2 separate regions of the Homo sapiens genome follow, and region 1 is linked to region 2. A link is an interaction called in ENCODE POLR2A ChIA-PET data of the cell type or tissue named here. Cell type or tissue: Panc1. All regions are shown on one strand. Each heading gives the region's core, and the rest is flanking DNA. Links, peaks and the distances in the headings are about the cores only.

Region 1 (2,930 bases), core at 195-2,694, 72 kb after region 2:
TATTTATCTAACTAATTGTATAACAGTTTCTCAAACTTGTTTTCAAAATTAAATATTATTTCCTTGACATAATAGTTTCTAAAAGATACTCCACAAATCTAGAAAACTAATTTCTATCTTGAAACAAAGATTACATTAAGTTTTTTAACAACTATATCACATTGTCGGATGGTGTTGTACTGGTGATGAAATAAAAGCTGCAAGGATTTTTTCACATAAACTCTGTGAAAACATTTCCTCATATGTCTGTGCAGTCAATGTTAAGTGCTATAAATCCATCTAGTGTGCACTTTGATTTTAGCATTTATCATTCTAGTTCATATATTTAATAATCTCCTTCTTCCATATGTATACATAGTAGGAAGAGATCCTGAAGGACAGGCCAAAGTTCATTAAAAAAGTATTCCTAGTGCTTACTACCATGTCTATTCAGTAAATAAATAAAGAGATAAACATATTTCTTAAAGATTTTTGGTAGATTTTGTTAAGACCTCCTCCCATTAAATTTTATTCTATGGTTCAAATCTTTTGAAATAAATTTATGTTCTATTTTATCTCACACATTTGATTGTTTTCTGAGCATTTTTTCATGCATGGCCTTGAAAAGCTTCCTTTCTACATTTTTATCTAAAATACTTGTAAAAATACTGATCCTGAAATATGAAAGGAGATCCCTGTATTGCACACCTGGAAATCTCTGGCTGGAAATGTACTCCATTAGCAGTGAAATTATTCAGCGGTGAAAGATCAGGATTGTCTTCCTAAGAATGCATTTCCACTTTTGTGGCTTCATCCTTAGGTGAGGCTGTAAGAAACACAAAGCGGAACAAAGAGGGATGCCAATGTTCATGATATTCTTTGACTCTTGCGACTCCTCAGGCTGTGGCAGTGTGGGACAGCCCTGCTATGCCTACATCCTCAGGCTCAGGAGGAAGCATCAAGCTTTGCTCCCTAGACGAAGCTAAAAGGATATGGAAAGAAAAGTTGACAGAGGTGCCATGCTCAGAACACAAGGTTAGAGTGGGGTGAAAGATACATTTGAGGCAATTCTGAAATGCAGTGGCTTTTTCTTAGAGCTGTTCTCAACGGAGAATCTTACTTCTGCTTCCTTTACCTAAAAAAAAAAAAAAAATCCTGCATCCTAGGATCCCAGGTTTATAGAAACAGTTCCTAATTGCACCCAATTCCTGGATAAATAACATCAACAATGGCAGCTATTGAATGTTCACTAAGAGTGGGCACTGTTCTAAGCATTTTGTACATGATAATACATAATTTTTAACCTTAAAAATAATCCATTTTAGAGATCTAGAAGCTGAGACATGGGGTTGTTAAATATTCTGCCCAAAGAAAAACAATAAAAAATTAGAGCAATCAGTTTTAGAATTCAGGCATTCTGGCTTCAAAGCTTGTGCATTTTTCAAAATCCTACGTATCAAGAAAAATGAAGTCAGTAGCTAACCTGCCATCTGGGCCTTTGCAGTTTCTATGCCTACTCTCGAAGTAGCACTGAATTCCGTTCCCCATTTTCAATGTGTAGTCCAAGGGATTTGGTACCTTGATAGGACTAAGAAAGGGAAAATGGTCATAAATTAACCAGGTGAATATTAAATTACAGAGAATAAGACTATTCATCCAAACTGCATTTCCTACAGATTTATCCAATAATGGGCAAGTCAAGCTGCACACATCATGCTTGCTCTCATTATCTTTAACAAAGAGTTTGACAGTCTTTCTAAAAGAGTGGGAGCTGAGGTTGATGTCATAGGCATGATGATGCTGCTACAAAATCTGGGGTACAAGGTGGATGAGAAAAGAAATCTCACTGCTTCGGTAAGGTCTATTATACCATAGAGACAACGGTCATGCCCTTTGTGTAACTAAATAATATTAGAAAGCTTGGTTGTAGGACCAAGAATTGTAATCTGTTGATAATCTAAAATATAAACTTGCCATGGAAGGATGCTGGATGCTACATATTCCCCTGAAACATCAGAGTCATTCAGCATGAGTCTGGTTTAACTTAAATGTGAAGGTTTTTTTTTTTTTTTTCTCAGTAATGCCACGTTCTCTTTACCAGATAACTCTGAATGACTTCCTACAACACCTTCCTTCACCTTTCTCGAAATTAAGACTAAAAGGTTTTTTGGCCCTCCATTGTTTGTCATGAAATTACTTAAGAAATCCTTAAGTACTTATTTATTGGCTTTCCAAGGTGCCATGAGGGTTAATCACATAGTCCAAAATCAGCAGTATGGTCTCTTTCAGGAAATGACTACAGAGTTGGAGGTATTTTCTCTGCACCAAGAGCACAAGGCCTCTGGTCTCATGGTATTCGGGAAGGCATTTGTGGGAAGAAATACTCTGAGCAAGTCCCAGATGTATTACAACTCAATGAAATCTTTAAAACGTTGAATAGCAAGAACTGCCCAAGTTTGAAGGACAAACCCAAGGTGATAATCATCCAGGCCTGCCATGTTGGTGAGGCTAATGTCTTTGAGAACACCAGACATTCAAATACTGTCCTCATCTGTATTCATCATGAATTTTCAGTTTATGTCTGTTTTTTAGTGTCAAAGAACATACACTGTCAGCACTCAAGATGTGGCTTCTGTGAATTGTATGACTGGTTGGTAGATATTTGTTTTATATTCAAGTCTGAGACTTTGATGTTTGGTGGTTTTTAAAATTAGTTTGAGAGTTAGAAGAAATAAGAATTGTTGAAAGAATGTTACTTGAATGTATGTGTGTATGTGCATGTGAATTAATGATAGAGCAAATATATTGATAAATATGATTGAACAGACGCTAAGAGGAGAACGTTGTCCTCTCAGCCATTGGTAGTAGTAACAAACCAAATTTTGTCTTTCCAGAGAACCATGGTGTGGTGTTGGTAAAAGATTCAGTACCGGCCTCTGAAAATATATCTT
Region 2 (2,930 bases), core at 104-2,603:
TTTAAAAATATTAAACAGATCTTTCTGCTATTTTATTTTATCTTTAAAAAGAAGAAAGTGTATTCTCCACACTCTACGATGAACTCAAACAAGTCAGCAAGAAAAAAACAAACAATCCCATCAAAAAGTGGGTTAAGGCATGAATAGACAATTCTCCAAAGAAGATATACAAATAGCCCACAAACATGTAAAAAATGCTTAACATCACTAATGATCAGGGAAATGCAAATCAAAACCACAATGCAATCCACCTTACTCCTGCAAGAATAGCAATAATTTTAAAAAAATCTGAAAACCATACATGTTGGCATGGATGCAGCGAAAAGGGAAGACTTCTACACTGCTGGTAGGAATGCGAACTAGTGCAACCACTATGGAAAACAGTGTGGAGATTCCTTGAAGAACTAAAAGTAGATCTACCATTTGATTTATCAATTCTACTACTGGGTATCGATCTAGAGGAAAAGAAGTCATTATTAAAAAAAAGATACTTGTGCATGTATTTTTATAGCAGCCCAATTTGCAATTGAAAAAATGTGGAATCAGTCCAAATGCCCATCAATCAAGGAGTGGATAAACTATGATATATATATATATGATATTATATATGATCATATATGATATATCACATATATGATATATATATGTGATTATATATGATTATATATATGATTATATAGATATATATGATGGAATATACTATTCAGCCATAAAACAGAATGAATGAATGATATTTGCAGCAACGTGGATAGGATTGGAGACTATTATTCTAAGTGAAATAGCTCAGAAATGGAAAACCAAACACAGGATGTTCTCACTCATAAGTAGAAGCTAAGCTATGAGGACGCAAAGGCATAAGAATGATACAATGGACATTGGGGACTCAGGGGAAAATGGTGGGAAGGAGGTGAAGGATAAAAGACTACAAATTGGGTTTAGTGTATGCTGCTCGGGTGATGGGTACACTAAAATCTCTCAAATCACCACTAAAGAACTTACTCATGTAACCAAACACCACCCGTTCCTCAAAAACCTATGAAAATAAAAAAATTAAAAATAAAATAAAATTGAAATTCAGTTTAAGGCTGAATTTGTCTTTAAAAATATTAAACAGATCTTTCTGATATGTTATTTTAACTTTAAGAAGATGAGCACTTTGGGAGGCTGAGGCAGGCAGATCACCTGAGGTCAGGAGTTCAAGACCAGCCTGGCCAACATGTTGAAACCCTATCTCTGCTAAAAATACAAAATTAGTTGGGTGTGGTGGTGCATGCCTGTAATCCCAGCTACTTGGGAGGCTGAGGAAGGAGAATCACTTGAACCTGGCAGGCAGAGGTTGCAGTGAGCTGAGATCGTGCCATTCCACTCCAGCCTGGGCCAAAAGAACGAAACTCTACTCAAAAAAAAAAAAAAAAAAAAAAAAAAAGAGGAGAAAAATATTATCCACTCTCTTCTCAAGGTGTATTCAAATTACTATGAAGAGTTCTTTAATTTTGACATCTTTTCCAAAATGTTGCCTTTGTTACAAGCTGTCCTCTCTCCATTGTTGTAGTGAATAGGCCAATAACTTTGGGTGCATGATGAGTCCAAGCAATGGAATTTGCTGGTTATTTGTCAGTCACCTATTTGGTGAAAAAGATGACCCATTTCCTTCCAGTAACAGTTGGCAGTCATTTACAGAGTTGCTGTTTGCTTGTCTCTTTGATTTTTCTTCTTGTGAAATAGAATGAAGATGGGAAAAGCACTAAGTGCTGCTAAAATCTGTGTACAGTCCAGACTGTCCTTTTCTGGCAAAGAAATGCTACTTACTTCATTTATCTTGTAATCTGTGACAGTGCTTCTTAGAGAGACCCAGTGGGTAAAGATTAAATACCAAAATTAAAATGTCACTTGGTACTTTCAAAGTGAGACTATTACTTGTATTTTAATTTTTCTAATGAGCATTATCTATTTACTAAAATTAATAAGTTTAAAAGAGTAGTAGTCTATTAAAGAAACCCAGATATCTTTTGTTACTGAGCAAAGGCAAAGTTGAAATTTTGACATTTGTATGGAAGAAGAAAGAGACTGTTGAAAATGAGCTGGAAATGATTAGCAGAAAAGAACTCCTCCATGTTAGTAACCAAGTAACCAAGCAATTAATTAATAACACTCATTTGTTCATGCAGCCATTCATTCAACAAATATTCACGGGAGCTAATTACATGCTAGCATCAAATTTCTTTCAAGATTATAGTCCAGTGAACAGTATATATAGGAGCAAGATATTTATCCTTGACCCCAAAGGAGAGTGCATGACATACAGAATAGGAAGTGATGAAAAGGACGGCATATCTGTGTTCTACGAATTGTGTTCTCAGCCACCTTCCTTTGCCCTGCCCACGCCTTCCTCCAGTCTACATATTGAGCCCCGACTATACACAGATTAAGATTGTGTGTCTAGAATAATCTGAATGCACAGTAACATTTCACTTGCCTGGAAATTAGAATTCCAGCAACTTTCAACACACTCAATAGTAATCAACAAAAAATAAAAATTCTTATAGGACATGACTATTATCTCCACATAAAGCATTATTAGACTGAGATTTAATGGTGGAGTAATCGGAATATTTCAGAACATGAAGAAAATAAAATTGATTTTTGTAACTATTATGATCCAGATGTATGTTAAATATGTTGAGTTACATGATCAGATGTATTCAATACAGTAACTGTTTAAACTCTTGTCACTATACTTACATATGAAATAAAAGGCTCAGAAATTGTAAGATCAAACCAAATTTAAACTTCAGTATTAACTCAAAGCTCATGAAATGATCCTACCATAAAGGTCCTTATCAGATGATTTCTCATGTTATAATATCACTTGTGTATATTACGCAATTGGTTTTGGAAAACAAATTTTCTTAGAACTTGGTTATAAAATG

The links. Peaks named below come from ENCODE experiments on the same cell type or tissue, not always from the same donor. Only the 100,000 strongest peaks of a DNase experiment are listed, where the experiment ranks them.
Region 1: POLR2A ChIA-PET joins it to region 2 with 9 read pairs; 2 of 35 experiments call an interaction of 5 or more read pairs at or near these places.

What each region holds. Positions count from the first base shown.
Region 1 is chr11:105,095,533-105,098,462 of GRCh38, reverse strand. It overlaps the pseudogene CARD17P and the pseudogene CASP1P3. Among named protein-coding and RNA genes, the nearest start is that of CARD18, 43 kb to the left of the region's middle. In Panc1, for the core only: no CTCF peak of the experiment used is centred there; no DNase peak of the experiment used is centred there.
Region 2 is chr11:105,167,382-105,170,311 of GRCh38, reverse strand. All of the region lies in intron 4 of LOC105369468 (a long non-coding RNA gene), which reads left to right. The region is part of intron 2 of LOC105369469 (a long non-coding RNA gene); the gene reads right to left. Among named protein-coding and RNA genes, the nearest start is that of CARD18, 29 kb to the right of the region's middle. In Panc1, for the core only: no CTCF peak of the experiment used is centred there; a DNase peak (open chromatin) is centred at 1,647.